Linked DNA regions of Homo sapiens: region 1 is linked to region 2. A link is a contact called in ENCODE Hi-C or POLR2A ChIA-PET data. All regions are on one chromosome and are shown on one strand. Each heading gives the region's core, a stretch centred on a gene start or an enhancer-like site at or near the end of the contact. The rest is flanking DNA. Distances are from core to core; before and after follow the strand shown.

Region 1 (6,642 bases), core at 819-3,318, 200 kb before region 2:
GCTTAACCGCAGAGGGCAGATCCAAAAGAGAGAGAACATGGCTCCTTTGTATCCAAAGAATGCAAAAGGGAGGCTGGGACCGGTTTTAACAGGAGGTTATCCCTGAGCCTGCTAGGGCAGCCAATGGCACTGACCAGGCTCTCTCAGGGGAAGCCAGGTGGTGAGGCTGTTGCCCCTGTAGACCTGTTAATGTCAACATGTCCCAAGTCCAGAGTGTTATTTCCGGACTTCACTAGAGCACTCTGTGAGGAGGTCAATCACAGTCAGTGTGGACAACGAACCAGACAGCCTACTCCAGACAACGCTCGAGCCAGGACTGGTGCACCTCAGTCCTTTCCCTGCCACCAGGCCCTGGGTGACAAAAGACCCACAGGAAGTCACCCTGCTCCCAGCCTGGGTGAGGGAACCAGAGCCATGCCAGCAGCAAGCTCTTTACCCAAAGTATCAAGGGACAGGCTATTCTGAATCCTAGGAACCATCCTACCACTCAAGTATTTTCTTTCATAGGGGAATTCAGAATAGTTGCTATGAGAAGAGGTGGAGGAGAAAGTAAATCACTTAGAGTAACAACACTACTTAGTATCTGTATAGCCCTGCAAGGTCTGAAGAGCCTTTCCCATGCAAGCTTCAGAGCAGTACTGGGAGGAAGGGAAGGGACAGGAGAAGCCCCATTTACAAATAAGAAACGGGATCTGGGAAGTTCAATGCGTGGCCCAATGTCTCATATTAACCCAGGTCCTCTGACTTCCCTGATGACTGATGAATACACGGAATTGTGACTGTCTCACATGTTCACTGGCCACTTGGTATCTTCTGTCAAGTGTCTGTCAAATCACTGGCTAGTTTTTCTACGGAGTTTTCTGCCTTCCTTTTTTTATTGATTTGTAGTGGTTTATGTGCTCCAGATTTGAGTACTTTGTGTTACTAATATGTTCTCTCAGACTGCTCTAACCCCCACCTTCACCTCAGGCGAGGTTAGACACCCCAGTGATTTGCTCTCTTAACACTAGAACCTTCTCCCTCTCAGCGCTGACCACAACGGGGACTTTTGTAAATGTCTCCTTGGCTGACGACAAACTCCTTAAAGACAAGAACATAACTTCTTGTTCTCATTATCCCCATGCACGGCACACAGCAAAACACTTACTAATGGATGGAAGAAGAGAAGAATTAGGTCCAGGTGTGTAAAGAAAAACCCAGCCCCTGCCCTCAGGGAGACAGCTCTTTCTAAATTAATTTACAACTGTGACAAGACAGAGGGCCTTAACTAGTGCAGATGAGCAAAACAGAAAAACAAAACAGATTAGCAACACAGAGGGCCTCGCCTAGTGCAGACTGCTGATAAAAAAGAGACAGCTGGCTTTGGTAAAGGCCCAATAAAGACGGCCTCATCATTAGGATCCAAGGGAGAGAGCCACAGCTTCTGAAGACACAGACTGCTCCCTACTCTGCCACAGTCGAGACAGGTGGCTCTGGATAAGTCACCCAAGTGCCTCTGTACTTTGGCGTCTTCACCTTATATAAGGTAAGGACCCTCCTTCCCATGGGGATTCCTTGAAGCGACATAACCAAACTCTCACCCAGGGCTGTGTCCCAGTACACCACTCCAGAGTTTCTGAAACACAGTAAGGTCTCCAGAGTCGTCCCTCTCCAGGGAGACTAAATGAAGACAAAGCATTCACAACAGCTGTCCAATCTTTATTTCAACATTGACACCCACACACCATCGGCAACCACCAGTTGCCAGTAATATTACGGTAATCATTGCGAGTTACAAGGTAATGATGCTGCCTGATCACCTGGCTTTGACCTCTAAAACCTCGGGGCTTCAAAATGCTAGCACCTGGACCCCACTGAGGCTCCCACAGATGCATTCAGGAGCCTCTAGAAGCTGCAGGGACTGCGCTCCAGAGCAGCAGGGGAGAGGGCACTCACACACAGAAAGCCCGGCACAAGGTTATTTTTAACTTATCCATCCTGTTGTCAAGGAGACTCACAAAGGCTGCTAGTTCCCCAGGCAGGGAAGGACAGGAACGGAACCCAGGCAGCGTCCTGCGAGGGAGGAGCAGGCAGCTCCAGCTCCGTGCTAAGAGCCTCTCTGGACCTTCCGTTAGCCCAGCACTGCATCCTGCAACACTGTCAGACCTGACTCCTTCCTTGTAGGAAGGGGTGAAGTGAAGAGGGGTATCCAGAGGCAGAGAGTAGTAAAAGGAGATAGAGAACTGTTACAAAGATATCGCAACTATTGTTACCAAGACCTCAGGCGGACTGAGCTGAACAACTAAGAAATGAAGTATGTGTCGAGGAATTTATCCATTTCTTCTAGATTTTCTAGTTTATTTGCGTAGAGGTGTTTATAGTACTCTCTGATGGTAGTTTGTATTTCTGTGGGATCGGTGGTGATATCCCCTTTGTCATTTTTTACTGCGTCTATTTGATTCTTCTCTCTTTTCTTCTTTATTAGCCTTGCTAGCAGTCTATCAATTTTGTTGATCTTTTCAAAAAACCACTGAACAAACAAGCCTGAAAGAGATTAACTTTCTAGGTTTTTGCTACCTTTAAGTGAGTAACTCCAGGTTCCCTGGGCCTCAGCCGGGCCTACTGAGGAAGCATCCTCTGAGCAGGAAACCAACACCAACCTACAGACCACTCTCTCCCACATGCTGAGACAGGGCCGAACAGGTGCCAACGGCAAATCCCTGTGAGCGGGGAAACTGCACAGCCTGGGGAAGACACAGAGGAGGAGGGGGACAGGTCAGCCAGCCACCTGGCTCCTGATGTCCTGTGGACGCCAAAGGGAACAGAAACCTGAGAGAAAGAACCTGGAGGCCTGCAGTCTTCCAGCTCCTCCCCACCCCGTGGACAAAGGCATTCTGCTTGGAGACACAGTTGCTCATACCCCGGAAAAGGAAGCTGAGTGCCAGCGGCAGCTTCCACAGAGGGTCTGGAAGCAGGCAGGGACCTGGAACCCATGCTCCTTCCCACAAGAAAGGTGGTACATGCTGAACACATTCATCAGTTTGCTCCTCTGGGCACAGCGAGGTGGGGAGATGTCAAGAAAAACTTTCTGCAGAATAAGGCAGTGGCCAGTCCAGGAAAGCAAGGCCCAGGGCCAGCTCTGACACTCATGACACACAGCACAGGCCTCCATCCTCTGGTCTTCAGCGGCGAAGGAATCCCTGTCTCGGAAGGTTGTTGGGATGACCAATGCGACCCCGATGAAAGGCTATGAAAACTATAAAGTACTGAATAGCAGCAGGTGCCTGCCGCACTCCCCTGAGTAGCCTGACCACAGCACACAGGACAGAAGCACGAGACCCTAAAACACCCACCCCAGACAAGCTGGGCACCCTTCCCAAGGAGAGCATCAGGCCTTGCTGGGGCCAAGTGCTAATAAATGATCTGGGCACAGCATTTGCCTACCTTGCTTCAAGCTCTTTCACACTGGTAGCCCCGACTCAAAACTGTGTAAGGTGGTGTCTGAAACACAAAAGCTACCCATTAAAGCAACAGTCCATGCTAGTAGACTCTGAAGCTGAACCATCTGCCAAAGTGTGGGAGGAAATCTTAGAACTCATCTCTACTTACCTCATTCTTCTTTTCTTTCCCATGTATGCTTTGTAATGGGCATTATCAAGACATATGCATATGTTCATGAGTGTAAACTGGGAACATGGTAAAAACACCATATACATGTCAGACACGGCAGTGTGTCAGAGGCCAGGAGTTACCTGTTCACCACTGCACTGAGCAGTGCCTGGAACATAGCAGGTGCCCCAAGATTTGTTGAACTAATGAGCTAATTAATTCTACTTGACCTATGATGGACCAAAGTGTCCAGACTACACTGAGATATGATAGTACCCACTTTCCTGCTCATGTGCCTGACTGGTGCCCCTGCAGCAGCCCTGGCAGCAGGACCAGACCAGCATCCACTCCTGCCTCACTCCTGGTGGGTACTGAGACCAGCACAGCAGGGAGAGGCTGCCCTGCCTCTTCTGACTCATATCCACCCAGCTCCCAGGCACCCCTCCTCCTTCCTTCCCTTTCAATCCCGAGGGCCGGGAACAGAGGCCAGGTGGGGCAGACCCTCTCAGGTTCTCTCTCAACCACCGCCTCCCACAGTTCCTCAGCCATTTCCCAAGGGGGTTGTAGTGCTGGTATAAACAGGAAACAAGAGTGCTGCTTTAAAGGAAGGGGGAAGCTCCTCTGAGGGTCCACCCCTTTTGGTTTACACAGACCCTCTAGAGAAAGGCAGAAGCACTTAGGATGAAGGACACATGGAGTGTCCTGTGTACCAGGGGCTCAGTTAAGAGCCATTAGCATTTTTGGAGAAACTCATGCTCAGAAAGCTTCTCCACCAACTGCCCAGAAGCTTCCCCACACCCAGCACTGACCCAAAGATCAGAACATAACAGAAGCAAGAGAAGGCAGTGAGGGAGGGCCAGAGGGAGCAGTGGGCAGGAGGGGATGTTCCTTGTGGTTAAGGTCTGGCTTTTCCTGGGGAGGGACCTAGCTCAGTCCAGAACAGCATTTGTGGAACTCATTTTCACTATCAACTCTCTGGGAAGAAAACCCTGCTGTTTGGGTTTCCTGCCAGCCTGGTGGGAGGCTTCCTGGACAGCATCCTTCTGAGGCTCCCTTTCGGTCTTCACTTGGTGCCAGGGGCCCACCCTCCTACCTGGATATTTCTCAAGACTCTGACACCCAAAGTAGTGATGGTCAGTGTTTGACCCAAAAAAGTGTGGCTGTGCCCATGGCTAGAGAGAATCCCTTGGGCACTGTGTCAGGCTCCACACCGGTGGAACCTATCCTACCCTATACCCCATTTCTTTTTTTTTTTTCTTTTCTTTTTTTTTTTTTTTTGGGGGGACAGAGTCTTGCTCTGTCATCCAGGCTGGAGTGCAGTGGCACAATCTTGGCTCACTGCAGCCTCCACCTCCCGGGTTCAAGCGATTCTCCTGCCTCAGCCTCCCAAGTAGCTAGGATTACAAGTGCCCGCCAACACGCCCAGATAATTTTTATATTTTTAGTAGAGATGGGGTTTTGCCACATTGGCCAGGCTGGTCTTGAACTCCTGACCTCAGGTGATCCACCTGCCTCGGCCTCCCAAAGTGCTGGGAATACAGGCGTGAGCTACCGTACCCAGCTCCATACTCTATTTCTTTACCAGATAATGACTCAGCTCTGGACTACACTAAAGAAAACATATTAATATTCTGTTCATATTTGCCTAAGAGGAACTAAAAACTAGGGAAAGAAAATAAGCAGTACCATCATTCAGCTTTTCTTCTCTTTTTCTTTCTTCTTCAAGGAAATTTCATTAAAAGGCAGACTTCAAGGCACTGGTGGGTTATGCCTCCAACAACTCTGCCTTTCCCACTGACACTGCATTCAAATTCACAAGTTTCACTGACTAACTTCATAACCTACACAATTTTTTGCACTGCTTTATATGCAAATTATCAACTTTCTCCTGGAGGAAAGTCATTAGTCTAAGCCTAACTTTTCTGCTGAATACCATGGCCTCCATCTTCTAGATCAAGCCCTGTGACCAGCTGCCAGGGAGGGCAACTCCCCACTCACACAGGATCCTAGGAGAGAAATTACCAGAGATGGGTTTATCCTTAATAAGCATCCTTAATAAGTGTCAGGGACTTAGGTGGCCCTCTCAATGAAAAAGCCAAGTAGGCTTTCATCTGAGTTCCTACTGAAAAAAAATATACATATATACATATATATACATATATCTGGCCAGTGTGTGACAGCATCCATTTGTGTGTGTATATTGTTGGGAATAACAAAGAAATACTTTTAGCCCTAATACTAACTCCATTTGACAAGTTCAATTGTCAGAACAAAACACCAAACAGAAGGAGGACCCCACTCTGAATGAGTTCACAGTCATCCCCAGTATGGCCATACCCTGTCCTTCAAAAGCCTCACAGCAATAATGGGATTCAAAGAAAATGTATTCAGCTACCCAGATGGACAGCTTCACTTCCGGCATCTCTAACAGGTTAACTGCACTCAGAGAAAGGACAAGAAAATACATGAATGTGGCAGATTCAGCTTCTTAAAACCTAACTGGCTGTGAGCCATTCTGTCTCCAGATAAAGCTATTTACAAAGGACCACAGGGGACTTGGTAGAGGACACAACACTGATGGCAAAGGACAACTGTCCCCAGGACAGCCACACTCGGAGTCAGCCATGTGCTTGCCATGCCTTCTCCTCCCACCTCCTTAGAGACTCACTCCATTGCCCTCTCCATCTTCTCATCTCTCTCCCTCACCACAGCCCTACTTACAACCATCTAGGCAGGCTCAACAAACAACTTCTGACAGCTCATCCAACCAATGCACTTTCTTCCCCACTTCATGGGTAAACCTCTGGGAAGAGCTGTCGACATTTCATGTCCCCTCCCTGGCTGTGCATCATTCCTCAAACCACAACAACCCAACTTCAACCCCACCTGTTCCACTGAAGCAGCTCTCCCAGGTCAACAAGGACTTTGTCACGAAACCCAGCAGGGACTCAGTCCTCACCTCGTTCAATCCCTCAGCAGCTTTTAATGCTACTATTGAAAAACACTCTTCCTCTGGCTTCCAAGCAGCACCTCCCCCTGGGTTGATGCCTGCCT
Region 2 (6,831 bases), core at 3,661-6,160:
CATTCTTTCCACCCCCTTCATTAAGCACTGTCTTTCAGCAGGGTGCTGGGGAGAAGCAGCCTGCCCAGGCTTAGCCATTTCTAGGTCGTCCTCGTTTTGAGTTCACAATTCTGACCTCTAGTTACTTTAATCTGGTTATTATCTAATCGTGATCACTCCTAGACATTTTGGAGAGGTTTAGAAAGTTTTGGGGTTAACAGACATAAAATAGGATTTTCAGCTTAGTTGAAGGTCAACAGTGCTTGTTCACACGCAAAGGCACAGTTTATGAAGGGAAAAATAGAACCATTTGTGTTAACTGAGCTTGACTTATTAGCACCGATAGTTGCCATGGGAGTGTTTTTTTAACTTTGTCATTTTGCCAGGAATGTAAATCGGGGCATTACTCCTTAGATCTTCATGTAATTAGGAGGATGGACAAAGCCCCTATTTTTCTTGAATCAGGAGTTTATTATCCCGTTTATAATACGGGAGTAAATTAGGAAAGGTGTCTTTAATTTTTTTGTTTGTTTTTGTAGAGACCCTTGTTATGTTGCCCAGGCTGGTCTTGAACTTCTTGGCTCAAGTGAGATTATACAGTGTGAGCCACTACCAGTATCTTTCGTTTTTTCATGATAAGTACAACTTAGGCATTGAGCAAAACTGTTTTTAGTGACTTGTCTTGCATATATATTTATGAATTTTGAGCTTTTAAAAAATCACAAATAGGCCAGGTGTGGTAGCTCATACCTGTAATCCTAGCACTTAGGGAAGCTGAGGCAGGAGGATCACTTGAGCTCAGGAGTTCGAGACCAGCCTGAGCAGCATAATGAGATCTCGTCTCTTTTCTTTTCTTTTTTTTTTTTTTGGGGACAGAGTCTCGCTCTGTCACCCAGGCTGGAGTGCAGTGGTGCAGTCTCAGCTCACTGCAGCCTCTGCCTCCCCATTTCAGGTGATTCTCCTGCCTCAGCCTCCCCAGTAGCTGGGACTACAGGTGCATGCCACCATGCCCAGCTAATTTTTGTAGTTTTTTAGTAGAGTCGGGGATGGGAGGGTTTCACCATGTTGGCCAGGCTGGTCTCGAACTCCTGACCTCGTGATCTGCCCACCTCAGCCTCCCAAAGTGCTGGGAGTACAGGCATGAGCCACGGTGCCCAGCTTGAGAGCTTGTCTTTATTAAAAAAAAATAATAATAATACGTGTTCATTAATAATGGTTAAAGTAGAAAAACAAAAAGAAATAGGACACCACCTACATCTGAAACCCTGGGAAGATCCAGTTAATATTGTAGTAAGTGTCCTAGAATGCCTATCTTGCTGAAGAAGTCATGTTCATAAAGAGAGAGATGTTCTGCCTTTTTTCACCCCACTTTGTAATAGATCATAACTATTTCCCTGTGTCATGATAGTATACTGCAGAGTGGCCCTGTAGTATTTTATCATACAGTGTTTTGCTATCGTAATTTATTCATTCAGTCTTTACATAGTGGATTCTACTTGTCCTACAACTGAAATATGTACAATTACATTCATCTAATTACTTTTCTAGAACAGTGATTTCATTGGATATGCATTTTTGTTATTTTTTTTTTGAGATGGAGCTTCTCTCAGCCACCCAGGCTGAAGTGCAGTGGTGTGATCTTGGCTCACTGCAACCTCCGCCCCCCTGATTCAAGTGATTCTCCTGCCTCAGCCTCCTGAGTAGCTGGGACTACAGGCGGGCGTGTACCACCACACCTGGCTAATTTTTGTATTTTTAGTAGAGACAGGGTTTCACCATGTTGGCCAGGATAGTCTCGATCTCTTGACCTCATGATCTGCTGCCTCAGCCTCCCAAAGTGCTGGGATTACAGGCATGAGTCACCGTGCCCGGCAGACTCTCTTTTTTTTTTGAGATGAAGTCTTGCTCTTGTCCCCCAGGCTGGAGTGCAATGCCATGATCTCGGCGCACTGCAGCCTCTGCCTCCGGGTTCAAGCAATTCTCTTGCCTCAGCCTCCCGAGTAGCTGGGATTACAGGTGCATGCCACCACGCCCAGCTAATTTTTGTATTTTTAGTAGTGATGGGGTTTCACCGTGTTGGCCAGGCTGGTCTCGAACTCCCGACCTCAGGTGATCCGCCCATGTTGGCCTTCCAAAGTGCTGGGATTACAGGCGTTAGCCACCGTGCCCGGCCGGGGAGGGACTTTCTAGCACAAAAGTAATAGAAGAAATTGCAAAAAGATACTAGTATGACTTAAGAGAGACTTAAAAAATGTCCTCTATTTCAAGTGGTATAAACAAAATGGAAAAAGCAGTCATTTGCTTTTTCTGGGGAAAATGCTTTCAGTAGACAAAGGGTTAATATCCTTAACCTATAAGAAACTCTTGCAAAAAGAAAAAGCAAAGTAAAAGTAGGAAAAAAAAAAGAAACTCTTGGCCGGGCGTGGTGGCTCATGCCTGTAATTCCAGCACTTTGGGAGGGCGAGGCAGGTGGATCACAAGGTCAGGAGATCAAGACCATCCTGGCTAATACGGTGAAACCCCGTCTCTACTAAAAATATAAAAAATTAGCCGGGCCTGGTGACAGGTGCCCGTAATCCCAGCTACTCGGGAGGCTGAGGCAGGAGAAAGGCGTGAACCCGGGAGGAAGAGCTTGCAGTGAGCCGAGATCGCGCCACTGCACTCCAGCCTGGGCGACAGAGCGAGACTCTGTCTCAAAAAAAAAAAAAGAAAGAAAGAAACTCTTGCAAATGAATCAGAAAAACCCAAACACGTACTGAAAAAAATGGGTAAAAGGCACTTACAGTTCATAAAAGAACTGTAGACACATGGATCAAAGAAATCAAGATCAAAACCAGATGTCATTCTTTACATGTCATATTTGCAAAAATTAAAAAAAAAAAAACAGGCGGGGCACGGTGGCTCACGCCCGTAATCCCAGCACTTTGGGAGGCCAAGACAGGTGGATCACTTGAGGTCAGGAGTTTGAGACCAGCCTGGCCAGCATGGTGAAACCCTGTCTTTACTAAAAATACAAACATTAGCCAGGCGTGGTGGTGCGTGCACGTAATCCCAGCTACTTGGGAGGCTGAGGCAGGAGAATGGCTTGAACCCGGGATGTGGAGTTTGCAGTGAGCCAAGATGGCACCACTGCATTCCAGCCTGGGCAACAGAGTGAAACTCTGTCTCAAAAAATAAATAAGTAATAAAAAACAATCTAGGAATGGCAAGTGAGGTTAACGTCATATTCTTTCTTTTTCTTTTTTTCTTACTCACCGCTGCACCAATGAAGAAATACATAGTTTTCTTCCGTTGTGCTTTGTCAGTTTGTCTGCATTCCCAGAAGGAATTGGGAAGCTTTTTCATTTCCCATTTCTTACGAGGAAGGCTGGGAAATAACTAAGAATTTGTCTGGGCCTAGCACCTTTTGGAAAAGAGTAATTTGCTTTTGTAATTTTCTCCATTTATTGTTACTTGTTCAGGTTTTCAAAAAATAGTTTTTGGCCAGGCACGGTGGCTCACACCTGTAATCCAGCATTTTGGGAGACCAAGGCGGGTGGATCACTTGAGGTCAGGAGTTCAAGACCAGCCTGGTCAACATGATGAAACCCCATCTCTACTAAAAATACAAAAATTAGCCAGGTGTGGTGGTGGGCCCTGCAATCCCAGCTACTCGGGAGGCTGAGGCAGGAGAATCGCTTGAGCCCTGGAGGCGGAGGTTGCAGTGAGCTGAGATCACGCTACTGCACTCCAGCCTAGGTGACAGAGCGAGACTCCGTCTCAAAAACAAAAACAAAAACACTGAAAAAATAGCTTTCCCCCCAAAATTGCCCATTTCATCAAGATTTTCAAGTGCATACATGTGCCTCTTTTGTAAGACCTTGAAAAAAATACAAACATTGGGAATGATAGTATAAGGATAAAGGATATAAGGGTAGTATAAGGTTAAAAATAAACTTAAAAAACAAAATGCCAAAGCATGAAGAATATGTAGTGTTTGAGTTTGCCCTTGTTTTCAGAAGATATTTGTCATATTCAGGAAGTATCTTTTAATTTGCATTGAAGATATTTGGTTTTTGCTTTTTATTTATTTTTATTATTATTATTTTTTTTATTTTTTGAGACGGAGTTTCGCTCTTCTTGCCCAGGCTGGAGTGCAATGCGCGATCTCGGCTCACCGCAACCTCCGCCTCCTGGGTTCAAGCGATTCTCCTGCCTCAGCCTTCCCGAGTAGCTGGAATTACAGGCATGCGCCACCATGCCTGGCTAATTTTGTATTTTTAGTAGAGATGGAGTTTCTCCATGTTGGTCAGGCTGACCAACTCCTGACCTCAGGTGATCCACCCACCTCAGCCTCCCAAAGTGCTGGGATTACAGGCATAAACCACCGCGCCTGGCTGGTTTTTGCTTTTTAAATCAGGAGGAAGTGTTTTGTCAGCCTTTTTGGCATCTACTGAATTGATAGAATGATTTGGCTGTTCAAAGGTTCTGGCCTGTTATGATACTGGCCCTGGCATTCTCTCCTTCCTGCTTTTGAAGAGTTAACATCCCTTTTTAAGGAAATGATGTTGAGTCAGTGGTAGATGTTAAATAACATAGTAAGATACACAGATGGCAATTCTGTAGTATTTCTTCCCCAGTTTTTTGTTGAATGTTTTCTGTATGAAGTCAGTGTCTGGAAACCACAGCATGTAGTATGTACTTTTGCACATCCTAATTAAGAAGCAACAGAAGCACTGTGAACAGATTCTTGAGAGTTCAGCGGGCCTTGATGGGGGAAAGTCATGTGGCCATGAGTGTGTCCCAAGTGATGTTTCCTCTGACCTGCCGCAGCGCCCAGGCTTTGATCTCAGCCCCGTAGCCTTGCGTGCAAAGGACAGTTTTCATGTTTCCAGAGTGCGGTGGAACCCACGAATGGGAGGGGCATTCAGCGGAGCGCTCTGCCAGAAGTTCAAGGTTGCTTACTGATAGCTCAGTCTTGTTTTTGTTTGTATCGTGATTCCTTCTTAACTCCTTCCTCAGAGATTCCTTTCTCAAAAATGTATTTGCATGTTCCCAGTATTAAAACCTCTGACCCAGTTCTGTGGTTTGGTCTCAGTACTTGTTCTGTGCAGTAGTTAAGTCCTTCCAGCCATCTTGCCACTCAGCTTAGAAAAATACTCTCCAAAAACATGTCTTTAAGGAGTCATAGTACTTTCGCTTCCCCATTCAGAATTTTCCAATGATTTGTAGCTAAAAATGACATTCTGTTAATTTGCACTTTGCCCTCATGGAGCCGTTTTTAATTAATAGTTTTTTAAAGGATTTGCAAAAGAAGCATACACATGTTGAAAAATAATTCTAGCTTGTCAGACTTGTGTTTAGTAAATTGAGAAGGTCACACGATCTTTTCTTATGTCCCCCCACCACTTCAAAGCAGTTTGATCTGTATCCTTGCCAGCCCTGTTCTGTGTACACAAATGCATACTATGTAATTATCCTTTTAATAAAAGTGAAATCATAACCACACATATTGTACAACCTGTATTTTTCAAGGAACTGTATTTGTTATTATAACTTAACTGAAAGTAAGCCATTCTTTTAAAGTGTCTCTCTTGTTTTCTTTTCTCATGTTCTTTTCATTATTCCTCTTGACTAGACATTGATGGATGTCACCTTTGTGCCTCCCTTCTGACATTGCAAATTTCTGATAAACATAGCTTAAGGCTTGGCATAGTGGCTTGTGCCTGTAATCCCAGCACTTTGGGAGCCGAGGCGGGTGGATCACCTAAGGTCGAGTTCAAGACCAGCCTGGCCAGCATGGTGAAACCGTGTCTCTACTAAAAATACAAAAAATTAGCCAGGCATGGTGGCGGGCACCTGTAATCCCAGCTGCTCGGGAGGCTGAGGCAAGAGAATCGCTTGAACCCGGGAGTGGAGGTTGTAGTGAGCCAAGATTGCGCCACGGCACTCCAGCCTGGCTGATAGAGCGAGACTCTGTCTCATTTAAAACAACAACAACAACAAAAAAACCCCAAAAAACCCCCCAAAAACCCCCACATAGCTTAAGATAGATTTATGTGTAGAGATTTTATTTTGAGAAATAAATTACTACTTTTTTTTTCCTTGCATGCAAAATGTTTTAGAAAGGGAAAGACATCAATTTCTTCATTCACGTTCTAATAATTTAAAGTGAGTATTTTTTCCCAAATAGCACAAGACCAGTGTTTAGTTTCCAAAATTAAAAAAAAAAAAAAGACTCATTAATGGTTCCTTGAAGGCTGGACTGGTACCAGTCTGATGGCATTTGTGTGCTATTTAACTTGGGGCCGTTGGCGATTGTTGATGCTAACTTGCCCAAGAACAAATGGTAAAAGTTGATGTCTCAACATAAGGATTTTCCAGTGAAAATCTGGCTAAACTGTTGGTTGCCTTGCACGTTTTTCTTCACAAGGGAGGGCCAGGCTCATGGCTGGGGCTGGGATGGCTGTTCCCAAGACAGCCACTGAGTCAGGCTCTGGGTTCCCTTTATTGTGGAACATATGCATAGGTACAAGAGTGGATAAAACATAGCCGTTTAATAAATAGTAAAAGAAACATCTGTGTACCTGCTCATATCCCAGTTTGAGAAACAGAATGTGACCGGCTTTTTGAGAAGCACCCTCCCCGTGTGCTAGTACATTTTTAAGAGGCTTTAACAGAAAGTGACTTATTTATTTATTTTTTTTAAATCAAAGACCCTGTGCTAGGGAATATGGAGTTTAAAAGTTATCAATGGAGAAATCCCAACTGAGTGCAAATCACTTTTTTTGCTTTTGTTTTGAGATGGCGTGTTGCTCTGTTGCCCAAGTAGGACTGCAGTGGCACAGTCATGGCTCACTGCAGCCTTGACCT

The links. A loop is a pair of places that touch in the nucleus more often than their neighbours do. ChIA-PET counts read pairs that join two places held with the same protein, here RNA polymerase II (POLR2A). Pooled maps may share reads with other maps.
Region 1: a pooled map shows a loop between it and region 2 (3-fold over the local background). The contact joins two enhancer-like sites. A Hi-C loop is called at or near these places in 2 of 50 pooled maps. POLR2A ChIA-PET finds 5 or more read pairs at or near these places in 2 of 52 experiments (activated CD4-positive, alpha-beta T cell and activated T-cell).

The regions. Positions count from the first base shown.
Region 1 is chr20:5,166,642-5,173,283 of GRCh38, reverse strand. The region is part of intron 1 of CDS2 (CDP-diacylglycerol synthase 2); the gene reads right to left. Among named protein-coding and RNA genes, the nearest start is that of CDS2, 43 kb to the right of the region's middle. RefSeq lists a silencer at 47-341 and enhancers at 47-341, 984-1,123, 2,492-2,991. Within about 2 kb of position 2,068, at least 12 of the 41 ENCODE cell types and tissues checked have a DNase peak (open chromatin) inside an H3K27ac peak, as active enhancers do.
Region 2 is chr20:4,971,715-4,978,545 of GRCh38, reverse strand. All of the region lies in intron 1 of SLC23A2 (solute carrier family 23 member 2), which reads left to right. Among named protein-coding and RNA genes, the nearest start is that of SLC23A2, 26 kb to the left of the region's middle. RefSeq lists enhancers at 4,660-4,969, 4,225-5,424 and a silencer at 5,037-5,237. Within about 2 kb of position 4,910, at least 27 of the 41 ENCODE cell types and tissues checked have a DNase peak (open chromatin) inside an H3K27ac peak, as active enhancers do.